Linked DNA regions of Homo sapiens: all the other regions are linked to region 1. A link is a loop called in an ENCODE intact Hi-C map of the cell type or tissue named here. Cell type or tissue: dorsolateral prefrontal cortex. All regions are shown on one strand. Region 1 holds the start of AMER2 (APC membrane recruitment protein 2). Region 2 has its middle 11 kb from the start of PABPC3. Region 3 overlaps LOC124900613 (a long non-coding RNA gene). Region 4 overlaps MTMR6 (myotubularin related protein 6).

Evidence for each region. Peaks named below come from ENCODE experiments on the same cell type or tissue, not always from the same donor. Only the 100,000 strongest peaks of a DNase experiment are listed, where the experiment ranks them.
Region 2: it touches region 1 in a loop (2.2-fold over the local background); 2 of 110 quality-filtered maps call a loop at or near these places.
Region 3: it touches region 1 in a loop (2.5-fold over the local background); 3 of 110 quality-filtered maps call a loop at or near these places.
Region 4: it touches region 1 in a loop (6-fold over the local background); 5 of 110 quality-filtered maps call a loop at or near these places.

The regions. Positions count from the first base shown.
Region 1 is chr13:25,168,682-25,173,681 of GRCh38, forward strand. It overlaps AMER2 (APC membrane recruitment protein 2), which reads right to left and starts at 3,607. Exons shown (of 1, transcript NM_152704.4): 1 at 1-3,607. The coding sequence starts at 2,938. The coding sequence ends at 923. It overlaps LINC00463 (long intergenic non-protein coding RNA 463), which reads right to left. Exons shown (of 4, transcript NR_120428.1): 4 at 4,143-4,641. RefSeq lists a silencer at 2,097-2,186 and an enhancer at 4,466-5,000. In dorsolateral prefrontal cortex, no CTCF peak of the experiment used is centred here; DNase peaks (open chromatin) are centred at 1,695, 2,300, 2,980 and 3,590; H3K4me3 peaks cover 4,118 bases; H3K27ac peaks cover 5,000 bases.
Region 2 is chr13:25,082,586-25,087,585 of GRCh38, forward strand. No RefSeq gene overlaps it. Among named protein-coding and RNA genes, the nearest start is that of PABPC3, 11 kb to the right of the region's middle. In dorsolateral prefrontal cortex, CTCF peaks have their summits at 2,741 (motif pointing right) and 2,942; a DNase peak (open chromatin) is centred at 2,776; H3K4me3 peaks cover 949 bases; H3K27ac peaks cover 2,633 bases.
Region 3 is chr13:25,111,945-25,116,944 of GRCh38, forward strand. All of the region lies in intron 2 of LOC124900613 (a long non-coding RNA gene), which reads left to right. Among named protein-coding and RNA genes, the nearest start is that of PABPC3, 18 kb to the left of the region's middle. In dorsolateral prefrontal cortex, CTCF peaks have their summits at 2,421 (motif pointing left) and 2,620; a DNase peak (open chromatin) is centred at 2,427; H3K4me3 peaks cover 275 bases; H3K27ac peaks cover 1,208 bases.
Region 4 is chr13:25,247,281-25,252,280 of GRCh38, forward strand. MTMR6 (myotubularin related protein 6) reads right to left here. Exons shown (of 14, transcript NM_004685.5): 12 at 4,573-4,704; 13 at 4,369-4,495; 14 at 1-2,212. The coding sequence ends at 1,952. Among named protein-coding and RNA genes, the nearest start is that of MTMR6, 38 kb to the right of the region's middle. In dorsolateral prefrontal cortex, a CTCF peak has its summit at 2,071; a DNase peak (open chromatin) is centred at 2,051; H3K27ac peaks cover 3,046 bases.

The sequences.
Region 1 (5,000 bases):
TATTGAATTGACTGATTACAAAATGTTAACAGCTGGATAAACGGTAAAATATGCATTATCTTCACATGAAAAGGTTTCAGTTTATAAATGCTTAAATACTGTATCTATTGGCATTTAATAAAATCTTTCCCTGATCCTGATTTCTGCACTGGGTGGGGGAAGAAACAAACAAAAGCAAAAGCAAAAGCCTGCTCTCCTGAGCCTTTTATATCTCCCCAAACAAATGACTGAAACCAACCAAACCAAAACTCGCCTTTATTTTCCTAGTGTTAGATCCTTATCAATTTGCATATCTAACAACTGAACGTAGGGAAGTTTTCTGCCAATCAGTGGTCCCCTCTGCTCATCAGGTAAATACCTGGCTCTTTCAGCTTTGGAGGTATTTTCCACACAGTGATACAGCAAAGGGTTTTGTTTTTGTTTTTGTTTTTTTTTAACTGGAAAGGAAAGAGGAAAGAAGGGAAGGAAGGAAACGTGTCTTGGAAGAGGAGATCTCCTCTGGTTCTTCAGCGGTTCCTTCAGGCCTCTAGACACTGGCTTATCCCAATATCCAGGCATGACTCTTACTTAGGTTTGGCTAAGTTCTGTTTTCTGCAAAGGCAAGTAAAGGTGACTTCCAAGTGTTCAGTATATTAAAGCAAAAGGAAGAAAAACTTAAAGGTAAAAAAGAAAAAAGTGCTTGAAAATAATTCTCAGGGACTTATCTTGAGAGGAGAAACCCCCGTGTAGCATCCCTCTTTCTGGTGTTATCCGGTCCCTGCTCAGGGCACAAAGACCTCCTCGGTCCACGCTCTGGAGCAGGGCGGGGGACGGGTGGTGTCCTAAAAGACTTTCTTTAGGAAAAGCAAAACTTACTTTAGTGGTTTCCAGGGAAAAGTTGTATTCCTTGGCATGGGGCCCATCCACCTTGGCCTGGAAGACCTCACAACTTTTTGGCACTGTCGTGGCAGGCCGTTGCTCTGATGGTGGTCCCAGCCAAGCCCCGGTTGCTGACTCTGCGGACCAGCACTTTGGAAACCGGGATTTTTGTTCTGGGCATCTCACTCCTGGAGGGTTGCTGGTGCACCACGGGATGGCTAGATGGAAGGTTGGTCAGGTGCTTGATGCTAATAGGGATCTTAGAGTCCTTCAGCAAGCTGCCTGGTGTTCGCAGTGGACAGGTGATGGTGCCTGGAGATACGGGCTTTAACCGGGACAGGGAGGACGTCTCCTCGTTGTCCTTCCCTCCAGGAAGGGTTGCTGGACTTCCGTCCGGGTCAGCATAGAGATCATAGAGCGCGTCCCCGCTGTAGCTATCCCGGGGGATGCCCGCCTTCTTCCCGCTGCTCGAGCTGTCTTCCTCTGGGCCTGGCGTGGTGGAGTCCCAGTAGCCCTCGTCGCTGTTGGGGACGCCTTCCTGCTGCTCCTTCTCCGGGTGCTTGGGCTCCTCCTTAGGATGGGGCTCGATGGGAATCCGGTTGAGCCTCCTGCGCTTGACCGAGGACGCGTCCTTGGCCGCTTCCACACACCTGGTGTCTTTGGGGGTCTCGGGCACCACCTTGGTTTCCAGCGCAGCTGCCACCTTAGCCGCGCCCTCCTGGGGCTCGGGTCCCTGCTCCTCGGTCTGGGAGAGCATGTCCCAGAACTCCTGTAGATAGGTGTCGTCCACCTCGTCCGGGCTGGCCATCTCTTCCCCGCCTCCTTGGTAGGCCACCACGCCGGGGTTCTTTTTAGACAGAGCCGGCTTGCCTGGCCCGGGGACATGCTTGTCACAGCTGGGACCTGCCTCTTCCTCTTGGTCTGCAATAATATCTCCACAGCCTGTAAGAGAGTCAAAGCTTTTCAGTGAAGTCACGTCAGAAAACATCAAACAAATACGATCTGCCGACGGGTCTGAGGGTGGATCGACAGAGGCAGGGTCTGGGGCGGCGGGCGCCCGGCCGCTGCCGCCTTCGGAGTCGACAAGGGGGACCGTCTTTACGGGAACGGCCCCCGTCCTGGAAGCGTCCTCTGCCGTGCGGACCTCCCCGGGCCCCGGCTCGGCGCGCCGATGCCCCGCGGCGTCCTCTCCCCGGGCGCCGGTGTCGCCGGGGTGCGCGAGGCCCTCTGCCTCTCGGCAGCTCCGCGCTGGGGCGCGGTCGGCGGGGGCGGGCACCTCCTCTCCCCCTGCGGGCTCACCTGCTGGGTCTCGCGGGGCGTCCTGGCTGGGCTCCTCCGGCTCGCGCGCGGCTCTGGGCGTCTCCTCCTTGACGCACTCCAGGCTGGCGGTGAGCGAGCCGGGTAGGATCAAGCCGCCCCCGGGCGCGCGCCCCTCCGCGGCCTCCGCCTTGGCCCGCTTGTCTTTCCTGTGCCAGCGCATGCCGCTGAACAGCCCCCGCAGCCCCCGCTTTTGTTTGCCGCCGGCCTTGCTCGCGTCCACAGGCTCTCCCTTGCCGTTTTCCGAGCGCCCGTTCTTCTTCAGCAGCGAGAAGAAGCTGTGCGACTTGGCCACCGAGCTGCTGGCGAGGGAGCCCCCGCCGGGCCCTGCGGCTCTGGGGGGCCCCGGGTTCGGCCGCCCCCCGCCGCCCCCGCCGCTGTCGCCCCCGCCGCGCGGCTCCTCCTTCCTGCCGCTCTCCAGCACCAGCACCTCGGCAAGTCCGTCGTGGGTCCTGCTCCTCACCAGCCCCGTCGGACCCGAGCTTTTCCCGTCCCCTTTGTTTTTGACCCCAAAAATGCTGGGCATGGTGCCACCCGATTTCCTCTTCTTGAATAATTTGAAGGCAGCTTTATTAATCTTCCCCGACGGCGGCTCGGCGGCCGGCGTTTCGGCGGCACAGTCACAATGCAAGTCCATGTCTGCCGCGAGGGTCCCGGTCCCGGCCCCGGCCTCCGCCTTCCTCCTGCAGACCCCCACGGACGCGCCAGCTCCGCCGCGCTCGCTGACAGCCCCGCCGCCGCCGCGGCTCCGGCTCGTCTCCATGGAAACCGCGCGGGATAAGCCGCTTTCGTCAGCAGTGGGCTCGCGCCAGGCCACTGTCACCCGTATTCTAAATCAACCTGAGCCGCGCTCGCCGCCGCCGCTGCAAAAGAAACACACATAAAAGACCATCTTCCCTCCCGCAAGGGCTTATATAATACCCTAACCCACTTCCATCCGACTTGGCTCGGCGCTGCATGGCGTTTTTGTGGCAGGAGCAGGCAACACAGCCGCGAGCTGATTGCAGAAATTCGAGTCGTAATTATGGAATTCAAATTCCCTCAACTCTCACCCACCTTCGGATTCCTTCTCTAGACTCGCTCTTCACGGGAGCGCAACCATGGATCACGAAATGCCTCTAAAAACGACAACGCAATTCAACCCACCACAAAATGCTTGTTTTTCTTATCCTCTCTCCTAGACTCCCTGCATCTTCATGCCTTTCCCAAGCCCTTCATGTCTGTCCTTAGCATTGGTGCACTAAGCCCAGCAGGCAGGAAGCATGTCTGCCTACATCCATGTCTTGTCCAGAGCTGAGCACACGCTAGGTCCATGCTGTGTGGCTGTCATTGTGGTTATGGTTCTTGTGACAAAAGTACACGCCACCACTCAATCAGTCTATCAGCAGCCCAGCAATGCAAGCACAACAGCTCCCCGGGGTGGAGTTTGCCTGCACCTTTGGGACAACCATGACTTTTATCCCAGACTCCAGCCACCACGGGATGAAGTCACAGATGCTGCGGCACAGCCCACATCTGATAACAATAGACAAGCTGACCGAGACACACAGGCTGGGAATCTCAGACCCACTCCACAGGTGGGCCTTCGAGTCCGGGTTCTGCCCTCTCCTTTCCCACTCAGCAGGACAGTGGCATTATTCCTGTCACTGCGGTACCACTCCCCTCCCCCATACCACCAGGGCTGACTTGTAGTCCCCTTCCCCAATGTACAGAGCAGGAAAAGCTTGGCAGGGGTCCCTGTGTGTCCAGGGATCTCTGCAGACATTCCTACCTGCCTGGTCTGGGGAGAGGGAAAACCTTTTTTCTGGGAACAGCTCAGTCTAGGGATCTGTTCTGTGTTCTGATTTAAAAAGTGACTGCTAATATTCTAATCTTGACATCTGATTTCATAATCCCAGCTGAGTGCTTTTTAGCAAAAAGAAATTTGGAGAAGCATATACATATATAAATATAACATGTATATATAGTATATATTATTTAATCATTTGATTATTTATTAAATATCATTTAAGAATATATGTAATAATTACATATATACACAAACAGTAGTCTTTTCCCTACTCATTTTTTATATGCTCTTTGCATTAGGCCAATAAATCCCAATCCCCATCCACATAAGTTGGCGTTTTATAAATGACGTATGTTGGCCATTGCAGCTTCTGTTGTTATGAGATACAGCTGGTTAAAATTTAGACCTTGGAGTTCTTAGTTGTATTATTTCCTTTTTTTGTTTATTTTTTTCAAGAACACTGTTTTGTAAAACGAAGAAATCAATGAGTTCAGGTTCAGGAGAGGTTGTCACTTCCAGACTCTAATCCCATCAACTCTTTCTCACTATTGATGAGCATCTCTCCTGGTACAGGAAGTAAGGTGAGGCCAGAGAGAGGCTTTCCCGGATTCTAATTGACCGCTTGACATGATGAATCAGAGTCCTCAGTGCTTTCTGGGGAGACCACGTGTAAGGAACTGTAAAGAGAAACCCATTTGTTACGTCTTTACAACCTTTTGAAGAACAATAGAAAGTCTCTCAATTTTACACACATACACACACACACACACAAACACACACACACCCATACAGTTGCTTAGATTTGTGGGTTACTATGTAGCTCTGTCAGTTTGGAAGAGTTTGTGACTGGGATCAAGGAAAAGTAAGTCGCCTATTAAAAAATCTCCCTTTCTCCACTGGGAGAAAGTGGTCTGCTTATTCACCCATCAGGACAGGTCAAATGTGACTCTAATTTACATGAGAATCTTTGGGCCTCCTGGGAGAAATCTGATAGAGGACTTTGGGATGGATATCATTCTTTTGGGACATCAACACT
Region 2 (5,000 bases), 86 kb before region 1:
AGCTCATTCACAAATCAAATACCAACAGATATTTTATTGTTTTGTTGCTGCTGTTGTTCTTGCATTATTAAACAAACCAGTTTTAACATTCACGTTGAAAATGAAACAAACAAGAATAGTTAGAAAAACTCTGAAAAAGAAGAGTAAATGTTAAAAAAAATTGCAATAATTATGAATTGAAGGAAAGACATGTTATCAAACAAAAAGCCTGGAAATATATCCAAATACTCACAAAATTTTCAACAAAAATTACATCTGAAATCAGTGGGGGGAAAGATAGACTAATAAATGGTTTAGGGAAAACAGGTAGCATTCTAGAAATAAAAATACAATTGAATTTGTATCTTATTCAACAGGAAAATGTCAAAACAAATCAAAGATTTAAATGTCAAAAATGGAATCAAAAGTATTAGAAGTAAACACCAGATAATTTTTTGTAATTTTAGAGTGGTGTCTTTGTTTTGTGCTGTTATAACAGAATGCCTGAGACTGAGTAATTTATAATAGACAGAAATGTATTTGGCTTATGCTTCTGAAAGCTGAGAAGTCTGGGATCAGGGAGCTGCATCTGGCTAGGGCTTTCTTACTGTGTCATCCCATGGTGGAAGGACAGAAGGGCCCAAGAGCACACATGAGACAGCAAGAGGAGAAGGAGGCTGAACTCATCTATTTATCAAGAATTCAATCCCCAAAACAGCATTAATTCATTCATGAGGGCAGAGTCATCATGGCCTAATCACATCTTAAAGGTCCCACCTCTCAACACCATTGCATTGGGGATTAAGTTTCCAACACATAAACTTGGAGGGATACATTCAAACTATAGCAAGCAGTAAAAGCCTTTCTAATTACAGTTGTTCTTCTGTATACTTGGGGGATTTATTCCAAGACCTCCCTCAGATATCAAAGCCCATGAATGCTCAAGTCTGTTATATAAAATGGTGTATTATTTGCATATAACCTATGCACATTCTCCTGTATACTTTAAATCATCCTTCTGCTTATAAGGATTACTTATAACACCTAATACAATGTAAATACTATGTAAATAGTGGTCCTATTTTTAAAAATTTGTATTATATTTATTATTGTATTGTTATTTTTTATTCTTTTTTTCTTAACATTTTCAATCCATGGTTTGGGTGCAGAACTCACAGATACTGACAGCCAACTGCATAACACAAAATCCAGAAGTTATTACAAAAAAATTTAAAACCTATATGACAAAAATAACATTATAAATAACGTCAAAAGATGAACTGTGAATAAAATAATGTGCTCCCAGAAATCCATAAGAAAAAAACCAACAATCCAATAGAAACATGACCAGAACAGACAATTAGCAGAAAAAGAAATACAAAAGACTTTAAGCATAAGAAAAGATGCTCAACTTTTCTCATAATAAGAGAAAAGCAAATTAAAACAACACTGAGAAATTACTACTCACTTCTCAGGTAGGAAAACTGAAAAATATGATAAAGTATTTCTGGCGAGGCTGTGGGAAAATAGGTTCTATCATACACAGCTCTTAGAAGTGTAAATTAGTACCAGCTCTAAGGAGGGCTGTTGACAACATTTATTAGAATTTCAAATGTGTTTACTTTTTGATCTAGCTTTCTATTCCTAGATATTTACTCTGCAGAAATATTTGCACAGTTGCAAAACTACATCTATACAAGCTGTGAGAATTGCAGATACCAGGATGAAATCACTCTTGTCAGACCCTGACAAACTAGGGCTGGGAATGCAGAAAGGAGGGGGTTCATGCTAGCATGTCTGAGATAAGAACTGTTTCAAAGGACTTTCTAAAAATCTGACAAGAAATCCTTTCACATCCTTTGCACATCTTCTGCCTTGCAAAGCTTGCACATTTCACCCGTATACATGTATTTCTATGACAAGATGCATCACCAGATATTCTTTAGGACTGCAACAATCCATATAAGATGCTCTGAAAAGAACACTTGCCCAGTAACAGCATCTCCATCAATAAACTGATGACAGTTCTGACTTTGAGCCACTGGAACCAATGAATTCTGCTTCTAAATAGCTTATGTTGAACCTCTCTTTTTGCCAGTAAAAGCTTTCCTTTACCCTTCTCTCACTTGTGGTTTGCCATTCCATGAATCCCAGATTATAATTCCCTTTTTCCATTCCAGAATAAATTCAATATATTTCGGGATAGTTTTCTCTAATGTCTTTTCTTTGGGTTGACGTAATCTGGTGTCAGAAGTGGGATGAAACAATTACCTTTGGAAGGGATCAGCGACCTTTGGGACAAGGCGAGGTACACACAATTGGGCCTTTTGTGCACTCCACCTCCACAGATTGCCTTTTTATTTTTCCTATCCAGATACAACTTCTCTCAGGTCAAGCTCCCTTCCTTGGTAGCAGTTGTCTGTTGACCTTATTCAGGATCTGGCTGGGTTAAGGGACCTTAGTAAAGGCTCTTGCTTCTGGGAATATTAAAGACTTTTTGTCTTTTCTGCCAAATCTTTTCTGGTACAAAGACAGTTTGTCTTTCTGGTTCTGGTAATGCACTTTTGGTTTCTGAGTATTTGCATACATTTACAGTTTTGTTTGCTGCTTGATTTTTTCCTTCTGTTTCCAAACATCTTTTGAGAACAAAATTTACTTTCTAAAAAGGTGGGCACAGTTGACCCTTTAAAAGCCATTAGGGCATTTGCCACCATTCTGCCAGGGATATCAGTCTCCAAAGAGAAGTCTCTCGCGTCAGGATAAACCGGGACACAGACAGAGAAGATTACCACTAGGGGGCCTGCCAGTTTCAAGAAAAGATGTATGCATCTAGAGAAAACTTGGTCACAGGTGGGGCGATTAGTGTACAGGCTCCAGCCATGTCAAACAAAACCCTGGGCCAGGCACACTAAAACAAACCCCTAAAATTCCCTGACAGGGCTTACAGATTTTTCTTTTGTTCTCAAGAGATTAATAAGAAGCAGAATGGGATCCCAAAATTCCAAAGGAGACAATAACGGTTCCCCTTCTGAGAACGCTGCAGGCCATATGTCAAAAAATTATCCTCCCAATGGAAAGAGTACACCAAAACTAATTTGGAGCTTCAGTAACCATCATAAGGGTCTTTTGAGTTCCTCCAAACTTGTCTTTCTTAGGACAAAATTAGAAGACTCTGGTCCTAAAATTAAACAATCCAAATGGGAGGCCTACTTCAACTGGCACCTAAAAGGTTCTAAGCACATTCAGGATTCTAACATTGCCTCCCTGCAAGACACTGTCCCCAAATTAACTGAGAAAAACAGTTAGGGAAAGATGACAAAGCCTTGGAGGCCCAGACTTTTTCCTCCCTGAAGGGGACCTCCCTTCTCTCTCCTCTGTCCCCTGTCTCCATCCTCCTTTGGCTGAAATGCCTTTCCCTCTAGATTCCTCAGCTCCTACTACCCTGAACCTGATCCTGTTAAAACCTGTCCTTCTAAAGTTAAGCTCACTAATGATTCCTCTAACCCCCACGTTTCTCATGTTCCTTGGTGCAAGGCTGAACTACAAGTCGCTGCAAAGAATTCCCAAAGTCTCTGAGGACCCTGACCAGCTTGCTGATGAATTCAACGTGGTAATTCAAGTGGATTAACCAGGAATTCTCATCTAGGCCAGAGGTTCACATGCCTGTTGGTGAAGGTCAGGCCCAATGCTGGATGGCCTAGGCTCGTTGACATGGCCCTGAGAAGGATTTAGATAAATATACATCCGAAGACTGTGAAAAAACCCAAAGCATGGCAAAAAAAGAACCTTCACAAGGCTATTCTGGAGGCTTTTCCTAAAACCTTAGGCTGAAATAAAATCAGGCCTGTACCCAAGATCATAATGAGCCAGTTTATAATTACTATAGTCAGCCTCAGGTTGCATTTTTTAAAAATTCTGAATTACCTGTAGATGTAGATTCTACTCAAGTAGTCTTTCATTTTATGTTGTGAAAGCCTTTTCTCAAGAATTTCCCCAGCTTGTTGAAAAAGCCCATGTAGGACTGGGCACAGTGGCTCATGCCTGTAATTCCAGCACTTTGAGAGGCTAAGATGAGAGGATTGCTTAAGACCAGGATTTGAAACCAGCCTGGGCAACATAGTGAGACCCCATCTCTACAAAAAAAATTTCAAAATTAGCTGGATATGGTGGTGCACACCTGTAGTCCCAGCTACTCGGGAGGCTGAAGTTGGAGGGTCACTGGAGCCTGGGAGTTGGAGGCTCCAGTAAGCTGTGATCAGGCCACTGTAATCCAGCCTGAGCAACAGAGTGAGACCCTGTCACACACACAAAAAAAGGGGAAAGAGCCCACATAAAATAGAAAACTATGCTCACTTCTGGTAGAGCTAATTTGACAAATCAGCTTGCCCACACACTTCAGGACGTTAATAAAAATAAAACCACTAAAGTTCTTTTGTTTTAAAACTTTTATTTTAGGTTCAGGGTACATGTGCAGGTTTGTTATATAGTAAACTCACGTCACAGGGGTTGGTTGTACAGATTATTTTGTCACCAGGTACTAAGCCTAGTACCCAATAGTTATTTTTTCTGATCCTCTCCCTCTGCCACCCTCCCGCCTCAAGAAGGATCCAGTATCTGTCGCTCCCCTCTTGTGTCCATGTGTTCTTATCATTTATCTCCCACTTACAAGTGAGAACATGTGGTATTTGGTTTTCTGTTCCTGCTTTAGTTTGCTAAGGATGATGGCATCCAGCTCCATCCATGTTCCTGCAAAAGATATGATCTTGTTCTTTTTTATGGTTACATGATATTTCGTGGTGTATGTGTGCTGCAGTTTCTTTATCCAGTCTGCCATTGATGGACATTTAGCTTGATTCCATGTCTTTGCTATTGTGAATAGTGCTACAGTGAACATATGCATACATATGTCTTTATGGTAGAACGACTTATATTCCTTTGGGTATATACCCAGTAATGGGATGGCTGGGTTGAATGGTAGTTCTATTTTTAGCTCTTTGAGGAATCTTCACACTGCTTTCCAC
Region 3 (5,000 bases), 57 kb before region 1:
GCCCCATGCATTGATCTGGTGCTTTTATATGTAATTCTCAGTTTAATGAAATTTGATAAATATGATTTAAAAATCACTACCTTCCAAATCAATTCAACAAACTTGTGTTCACTAAACAGACAAGTAAAACATCATCCATGTGTGTGTGTGTGTGTGTGTGTATATATATATATATATATATATATATATCCATATATATTTTTTCTTAATATTTTCAGAACTACTATTTTTTTCTTAATATTATTTTGATCATTCTCTTTCCAAAAATTTGATCTTTCTCCTTCCAAAATTACTATAAGACCAGCAAAAAAAAAAAAAAAAAAAGCATCAGAGTTCTTTCTATCTTTCTGATTTTCCCACTGAAGGGTGACAGAAAAGAAAGGTCCTATCTGTCATCTAAAATCTATTAGTAAGTACTTTAGCTAAGTCTGGAAACTAAGATGTCACATGTCAATTACACAGGAATGAGCTGACATTTGCTTCCTGCCAGGAGCAATACACAGATTCAGAGAACTGCTACTCTGAACATAGTTACAGAAAATAAAATATTTACCTTTGCAGGGATCTGGGACTTATGAAGCTAGTATTAAAAAGCTGTATGTTACAAATGAGGACTTAGATTTCAGAGAGTCCGTGTAAGTCCCAGGCTTTTTCAGTGTGGGATCTCATTAGCCAGCCTGTGTGAATGTGCTGAAACAAAGAGAGGATGCTTTCCCTTACTTCTGGCAGAGTTAGACAGAAGTAATGAAGGAGGTGGTGATACATCATTAATTCTCTCCAAATACCTCCAGAATAAGACTGAAATGTTAATACTGAAAGGGCTCGTAGATGCCATGTCCCTCCAGTTCTTATTTTACAAACAAGAAACTGAGGAAAGGCAGACTGTGACTTTGGTGAGAGCTTCTAGTCCCTTTGTCATCCCTCCTGTATGCCATTTGGAGATGCTGTCTGCCTAGAGTAGTTTTGCTGGTGGGGCTGTGATTTAGATTCTCTGCAGCTGAGTCAAAGCAAATGTAAAAATGACAGAGGATTATTGAGAGTAAGAGTGTATCCCACTCTCAGAGAACAGCTGATCCTTTCCACCATGGCCTCTAAGGAATTTCAGGTAATCCAGATGAACTGGCATTCATCCCAAGTGCAATTTCCATTACTCACGACAATCTGCTAACATAAGGTGCCCTGTGCTTCAGAATTAGCTTCAGGCTTTGCCAGCTAGAAACAGCCAGCCATAGACTGGCTTGCTTTTAAAAATATCACTTGGCTACGATACAGACCTCTAATATAACAGTTGTCTGCAGTCTTAATATAAAATGAAATTAAGTTGAAAGAACTTTCCAACTATGTGAGATCTGTGATCCATATTTATATATCAGATGTTTATAGTATATATAATTTATTCTTAAAGTATAAACAATATATTAAACTATAAATATATATATTTACATATACAGACATTCTAATACAGGCATTTATTTAATAAGCTTTGCATTTTTGTATAGTAATTACTATACGAAATATATTCTCATTAATATAAATAGACTTCGGTCTATTTATATTAATGAGAAGAGCATATGCAATCCTACTGAATGACATCTTTCTAGGAGTAAAATTAACTCTTAAACTATCACTAAAACAACCGAGTTAAAGCTTCCCCCGTCTAAGAAAAAGACAAGTGTTGGCCAGGCGCAGGGACTCACGCCTGTAATCCCAGCACTTTGGGAGGCCAAGGCAGGCAGATCACGAGGTCAGGAGTTCGAGACCATCCTGGGCAACATGGTGAAACCGTATCTCTACTAAAAATACAAAAATTAGCCGGGCATGGTGTCGCGCACCTGTAATCCCAGCTACTTGGGAGGCTGAGGCAGGAGAATTGCTTGAACTCGGGAGGCCGAGGTTTCAGTGAGCTGAGATCATGCCACTACACACCAGCCTGGATGACAGAGCGAGGCTCTGCAAAAAAAAAAAAAAAAAAAAAAAAAAACAACAACACCAACAACAAAAAAAACAAGTGTCCTTTCTGAGAAAAAATATTAAGAACTTTTCCTCTTTACTGAGAGTCTACAGTAGACATGAGAAAACCCAAATTGCAGTTTCACAGCTCTTGTAGCAAAAGCAAGTTTTCAAGCAGCAGATCTTATTCATTATTGAAGCAAAGATTTCCAACAGCATATGCAAGATGTATTTTCTGGAAATTGGGACATAACACCCAGCACTTGAATTAGAGACCACAGGAAAAGTGTTTTTTTTCTGTTTCTCCACCATACGATTCAATCATATTGAACAAAAGACTCATCCTGTTGTTACTGTTCTACATACAGTGAATATTTTTACTGGTAGTGCAAAGTAATACAGGCTCCAGTAAGAGGAATTAGTCCCGCCAAAGCCTGACTCCTGGGTGACAGTGTCCCACTGCTGCCATCTTCTGGAGAGTCCAGGCTCAGCAGCAGTGAGCAGATGGTTTTAAAATTCAGATCACCTCCAGCTGATTCACCTCACTGACTGACAAAGCCAGCCCTGCTGCATTTGCGGGTGTGGATGTGGTTACAGGAGGAAAAGGCTCCCTGAAATGGGCTGAAATAATGAAGGCTTGATCTAGGAGGCAAGGCATCCTTCCTGATCTGTATTATAAGTGACTACAATAGCTAATGAGTGGAACCCGTCTTAGATATCAAAACCCTAACTTGTCTCCCTCTTTCCTTCCGCCATTGAAAACAGAAATAGGTGCGGAGCCCACAGTATCCTCTCCTGGGGCCCCAGGCCTGCCTCTGCATGTTTTCAAGCACAGTGGCAGAAGCACGAGGCCACCCGCCCACCCTCAGCTAGAGGGAGCCGGCTGGGGCCCCAGGACCCCAGCCAGGATGGCGTCTGATCACCAGAGGGCTGGGTGTCTTCCCTGTCCAGTTTCATGATGTCAGGGTGCTTGATAGGGTTGTTGTCCAAAAATAAACTAATAATAATCAGCGCTGCTTCCTCTTCCTCCCTCTGTGCAGTTTCAGAGCCCACTTCCTGAGAGCTCACTGGACAAAGGCTCCATGCCCACTCCAAGGGTTGGCCCTGGTCAGCCCTCTCTTCTGTTTGGGCTCTCTCAACTCAGTAACCCCACAGGAGGTGGTGTCCTCAGAGGCCCAGGGAGTGGTCCCAACCCACTTTGTAAACCTTGGGCAGTTGCTGAAGGCAGATCTTCCGCCAAAGGTAAATACTGGGTGGAATTCCCAATACAGGAGGTCGCCTGGGTGCAAACTTGCCCTGGAAATACATGGAAATGCTCCCTGATCTATCAAGTCACCCTTCTCAAGATTCAGAAAGCTTCAGTGACCCAGAGGAATACCAAGGGGGAAATGGTGAGATGGCGGGGCTGTCTGCTGTCCTCCTGCACCTCCTCACAGTCTAGTCTCATCTTCTAAGCACCCACCACAGGTACGCGCATGTGCGCGCGCACACACACACACACACGAACTCAGAGACACTCCCCCAACACACACACACACACACACACTCACACACACAAACTCAGAGACACCCCCCAACACACACACACACACACACACGAACTCAGAGACACCCCCCAACACACACACACACACACACACACACACACACACACACACCCCGCCCTCTCTTCTGCCTTGCAGTCAAATATGTGAATCCTTGGATGACACAGAAAGGATTTATTTAACAGGAGACTGAACATTTTGAACATGGAAATGTGAATATCTGTGAACACTGAATAGGCTAGATTAGTAAGAGCAGAGACTGGAAGAAAGGCCAGGTGGGTGTCTTCTCCTGTCTTTTCCTTCTAATTAGCATTCAGTCAGACTGTATAGAGGACCTGCTACATCCTGGGGATGATTCACACATTGTCCCTGCCTCCCAGTTACTCCTCCTCTGATGAGGGTTTGCAAACGAACTTTCTTCCATCATTTATCCCCCAAAACATGTATCAATTGATATCGTTACTTGCCAAACATAAAATAACATAAGGACATGAATTCTAGAGGAATTTTGTTTTGAGAAATGAAAATATAGATTTCAGAGGCCACTGGGAAAGGAAGATTTACAGGACCAAATAACTGACAAAAATGTTAACTTGCCAGAGAAGAAAGACTCAAAAATGTTCCATTGACATAAACCTAGATAACTAGGAGAATGAGAGTGCCTGTGTAGGGGAGTGAAAATAATTTTCTCCTCCACCCTTCATAGGTTTCTAGCTAGGTCTCCCTGTTAGGGGCGTTCAAACCAGAGCGACTCCATCTTCAGTGAGGGCTAGGAAAAATGAGGCTGGGACCTGCTGGGCTGCATTCCCAGAAAGTTAGGTATTCTTAGCCTCTAGGTGTTTACCGTTAAGGGAACAGGTTGATAATGTTTACTAAACAGACCCAGACTTGGGAGTGTCCTGATATCCCAGTATCTTGAGAACAGAAGCATTCTTAATTTTGCTTTAAAGATAACATCAATTCTTGCAAAATAAAGTAATTAAGAAAATTAACCCTTTATCATAAACCCTTGTAGCAGAGTACATCTCCCCACAATCTTTCTTTTTATCCCATATGTAAACAGGATTTATCCTGTATATACCTAGGGAGGACGTGTTTCCCCTCCTACTTTCGAGAACGCCCTGCTCTGTCTATGAGTAGCTATTCTTTCACCACTTTACTTCCTTAATAAACTTACTTTTGCTTTGCACTGTGGACTTGCCCTGAATTCTTTCTTGTGGGAGATCGAAGAACTCTCTCTTGGTGTCCGGATCGGGACTCCTTTCCGGTAACATCACTATGTTGCCCAGGCTGGTCTTGAACTCCTGGCCTCAAACCATCCTATAGATTCGACCTCCGAAAGTGCTGGGGTTACAGGCATAGCCACTGTGCCCAGCTGGAACAATCTTTATGAAGGTGAATTAAAGCTGTGAGGCATGAGACCAGAAAAGATGCACCAGGAGTAATGGATTTTGGTGGAGAATGAGCCACAGAAACGCGATCATGAGGCAAATGGTGGGGCCTAAC
Region 4 (5,000 bases), 79 kb after region 1:
AACATTTAATTACCTTTAAATCATATATGAAGTAATTTACATGCTATACACTTCCAAACACACTGAACATAAATTCAACTTTATAAGACATATACACAGTCTGCTTTTGCCAACATATACCCTGTAGGTCACTTAAGATGTAACTGATTTCTCAGTCCACCTGTGAGCATATAAACACACAAATATATGTCTGAAGTTGAAGATTAAGATAATAAACCAGAGTTGAATACAAGAAGTCAGCCACAGAAGATTCTAAAACCACAATCAGTGACTGGAACACCAAGGCACAAAAACTTCCCTTTGTAGTCACAGAGATTAAGTTTCCATTCCCAGTGCTTAAATATGGAAGCAGGATTGGTTAATCACATACTATATTTTATAGTGCATTTCTGTTGCTGTTTAAAAAGGAATATTTTTTAAATTACATAATGTATTACAGAAAAGCATTGGAAAAATAAACAGGATAAGATAAGCTCTCATACAATAAAGTTTTTTTTGGTCTGAAAAAGATGTTTATATTCAAAACTAATATAATAGAGGTGTAACAGAAAGTAGCATGAGGAACACTATGCAAATTGCCTAATACTCGAATTGTACTTCATGCCACCATGTTATTTAAATTTTCAATTTTAAAGCCAGTTGGGTGATATTGCTAATTCCAAGTGATAGTTTTGGGGTTTTTATGTTTTGTTTCTTGTTTTTTGGTAATTTAAAGATATGTACTAGTACACAGAATAAACAGTAAATATAACATGGCAAAATGAAATCTTTCCCAGAGTTTATGTTGCTTTTGTTAAACAGTAACTTTGTACTAGAATCTCTTTTTTTTTCTATATTTAACAAGAAGAAAAATAATGCTCCACATAGAAATGACTTCAAAATTCATGCAACCATGCACAACCTAAACTATCTGTACTTCCCTTTTTTATTTACCCAAAAGTTTTTGAGTAAACTGAAAGTTAGATACTCCAGGAACAGCAACTCATTGAGCAATAAGGCAGTTTAAAAATATACATATACATGTACTATTCATTGTTTCTCAGAACAGTTTTAGAGCTTTAGCTCTTTAAACTTACACAGTTGTGAAAGAAATAAAGCCAACCACAAAATAAGAATCAATGGAATGCAGTAATCCATATATAAAAGACAGTCAAATGTGCTTATACGTATTCAAGAAATCAATATTCTAAGCTGTAAATAATAAATTATCAAATGTAGCACTAAACAAATTATGATCAGAATAAACCTTCAGTTTCATTAATTTTGAATACAAAAGTGGGGCAGGCTAAACGTGAACAGTGTACTTCTACAAGTGTTTATATAGAAGTATTGTAGCATGCACCCCCAGCAGTAATGAGAGCACAATTCTTTACAAACAAAACAAGGCTGACCAGAAGAAAAACAAAACAAAAAATCTTGTTGTAGGCTGTAAAACTTAAGGGTAAAGAATCCACTGGGAATTTAAGGCTTTCTTAGAAATATTTTTCATGGCACTTTAACATTAAATATCACTAAAAGGCAAAATATGTAAATATTCATAGTTACAAAGCTACATAATTGAAAGTACATGCCATATCATTTATTAAGAAACTATGTTGTCAAATTTTGTTTTCTTGAAGTTAAATTGTACTTAAGGAAGGTTATTTATGTTTGGCTGAATTAACATAAATCATAAACGTCAATTCACTAGTGTACAGTGCAAATTGTGTTTTGAGTAAATACATCAAATACCACTCATTTCTTACAGAACTGAATGTCATTCCTTGCTGGAAATGCAATTAAAATGACTTATTTCTCTCACAAGGGTAGTTATTATCCTTCCTTCAACTATTAGCCTACTGTTAAACCCTAAAATTGTTATTAGACAAATTCCTTTTGGTTATGCTTACAGACCATCCTCACAATAATCCTTTTCTTGTACTGCAATCATTGCAGAAAAAACTCTATGAGTCTAACAAGTCATTCTTGCCACACCATACTCTAAGCTGACCACAGCAGGTTCTGATTTAGAAAACTCTTCTGCATATTCACTATAACGATTATCTGCCGGGCTGCTGCCCTCTATAGTTCGAAGAGCATCATTTACGGGTAGCAGAGTCTGCTCTTTAAAACACAGGGAAGTTTTGAGGTTAGGTGATTCAGGATGAACTGAATGTAACAATTCCTTGGTGAGGATGCCATCTGTTTGCTTATTTTTGCGTTGTTTAATTTTCTAGAACAAACACAAATTTGAAAAAATTACTAATTGCATAAGCCACAATATGTTACATGAAAAAAGAAAACATGCTTTTGCAAAATATGTTCTCTGTATGTATAATGCAAAACTAAATCTCAAAAAAGTAGAAACATTTAATGCATATGACATGGTTGAAAATCCTAATTGTGTACAATTTTTTGCTGTGGAAAATTGTTAGTTTTTATATTTATTAAACAAACAATCCAGCAAGACTTGACTGCAGGCGATCACTAGGCTTCCACACTTAAAATGGACATATATTACCTAGAAAGCATAACAGGTAAACATTTATAATAAAAGAAATGTGTATGAAACATTCACCCTGAAAACACAACAAACAAACTTGTGTAGCTAAAGGGCTCACTGACTATATAGAGTTTTTCTTACATGGTTTTCCTACAGTGGTTTGTTAGGTAAAAATAACAGACTTTAAACACAACAGAACTTTACTTTTTTAACAGAAGATTTTTAAAGTGTCCTGTGGCAGAGTATCATGCTCTCCAAATTCTTGGACTGTCCCGATAATCTTGTATTACCTATTATCCTGGACTTGCCTCTCTTGACCATATCCTTCTACAATTTACTCAAGCAGTCATTACCTCTTTATCTAAAAGATGACTAAGGGAGACTCCTGCCTGAGAGGTAGATGAGACAGTCTTACTGTTATAACTGTCTAGGATTTAAAAAATATATATATACTTACTGATCCTTTTTGCTTATATAGGATGGCAGAAAAAAGATTATAGGAAAGTCTTAGGGTAGAGAGGGATTTGTTAAACAAGACACACACAGAAAGCATAAAACATTGAGCAATTTGACATGAAAATTCAAAACATCTATATATAGCATACCATAAATAAAGTGGAAAAGACAATAGGCTGGACAAAACCATTTGTAATATATATAACTAACAAAGAATTAGTGCCTGGCATATAAACAACTCTTACAAATCACTAAGAAAAAGGCAAATATGCCAACAGAAAAATGAGCAAAGGTTTGAACAGTCCATTCACAGAAAAGGAAAACCAAATGGCCAACAAATATGGAAAGTCATTTAACTTCATTTGTAATCATGGAAATCCAAAACTGAAAACAATTTAAATATTCATCCATAGCTGAATGGATAGACTGTGATATATTCATATAATATAAAGTTATATAGTAGTTACTAATAAAAAGATGAATAAAAGCTACATGTATCAACATGGATAAATGTCAAAACACTGTTGAGCAAAATGAAGCACATAAACAGTATGGTAACTTTTATATAGTTTTAAAACATCAGTTTCTTAAGCAGAGTGAAGGGTATATTGGCCTATACATTGTCTGTTTCCCTTTACAACTCATACAAACATTATAGATAGTCTTTGGTATTTTTTCAATACACAGTAAAAATATTTTAAGTCAAGAAAAACAGTATTATAAATTGTGATACATGGGTGAAGACTGGGTAAGAGTATAGAGGGTCTTCAAATAGATCTATGTTTTATTTCTTTTTTTTTTGTTTGTTTTTGTTTTGAGATGGAGTCTTGCTCTGTCACCCAGGCTGGAGTGCAGAGGCATGATCTTGGCTCACTGCAACCTCCGCCTCCCAGGTTCAAGCAATTCTCCTGCTTCAGCCTCCCAAGTAGCTGGGATTACAGGCATGCGCCACCATGCCCGGCTACTTTTTTGTTATTTTTTTAGTAGAGATGGGGTTTCACTGTGCTGACCAGGCTGGTCTCAAACTCTCCTGACCTGGTGATCCACCCGCCTCGGCCTCCCAAAGTGCTGGGATTACAGGCGTGAGCCACTGCGCCCGGCCTATGTTTTATTTCTTAAAACAAGAACAAGAAAGATCTGAGGCATATATAGTAAATGTTAAAATCCCACAAAAGCTAGCTGGTGGGTACACAGATAGTTATTATGTTTATCTATACGTTATGCTATATACTTCCGGTATTTTAATGTATTTTAAAATACAAAGAAAGTGATTCGAACTAACGTATTCAATCAAAGTAGGGATGACCTGATTTTGAAGAAACTGCTTACTTCAGAAGTTTATGTGCTGATTTACACCAACAATACAAATATTAGTCTAATCGTAAACTAATTTCACATTCCAAATATATTAGATACTTCAGAATACTTACAGATTCTAGGTCTTTAATATCTTTCTCTAATTGTTTATTTTGCTCATTCATATTCATAATTATATTAAATACAGACTGCCTAGGATGCAGTGTTCGATCAAATTGATGGTACATGTTCCTCCAAAACCTTTATGACAAAAAAAAGTTTCAATAAATTGTGTTTGAGAAAATTCAAGTATAAATACTCCAATGATGTCAACTTACTTAAAATTGAAAGATACTGTATTTGGCTCCAAAACTGTAAATCTGTGAGATTCGGAACTGTAGAGAGGATTTAAGTACTTCTTTTGGTCTTCCAAAAGAAATGGCCACAGGGAATAAGTCTTCTCCTTCAACCTTAATATAATGAGAAAAACACAGAGATCTTTCCTATAGATGCAAAGTAGTAATGGTAATATTCATTTTTATAAATCAGGCGATGGCTTCCGAAGCAGATTTAAATTTTAGTTTTTTCTTGTATTCACAGTCTAACCTTGTCTCAGAATTCTGTATTATCTCTATTCTCCTTTTTCATTCATAATTAGGTAATAAAGTCATGTTTCTTGAACACAACACAGGTATAACATTTTCTCTCACAACCATATATTTTAAGGGATTCCTCTCAACTCACACAATTTCAAAAACTTGGTCTC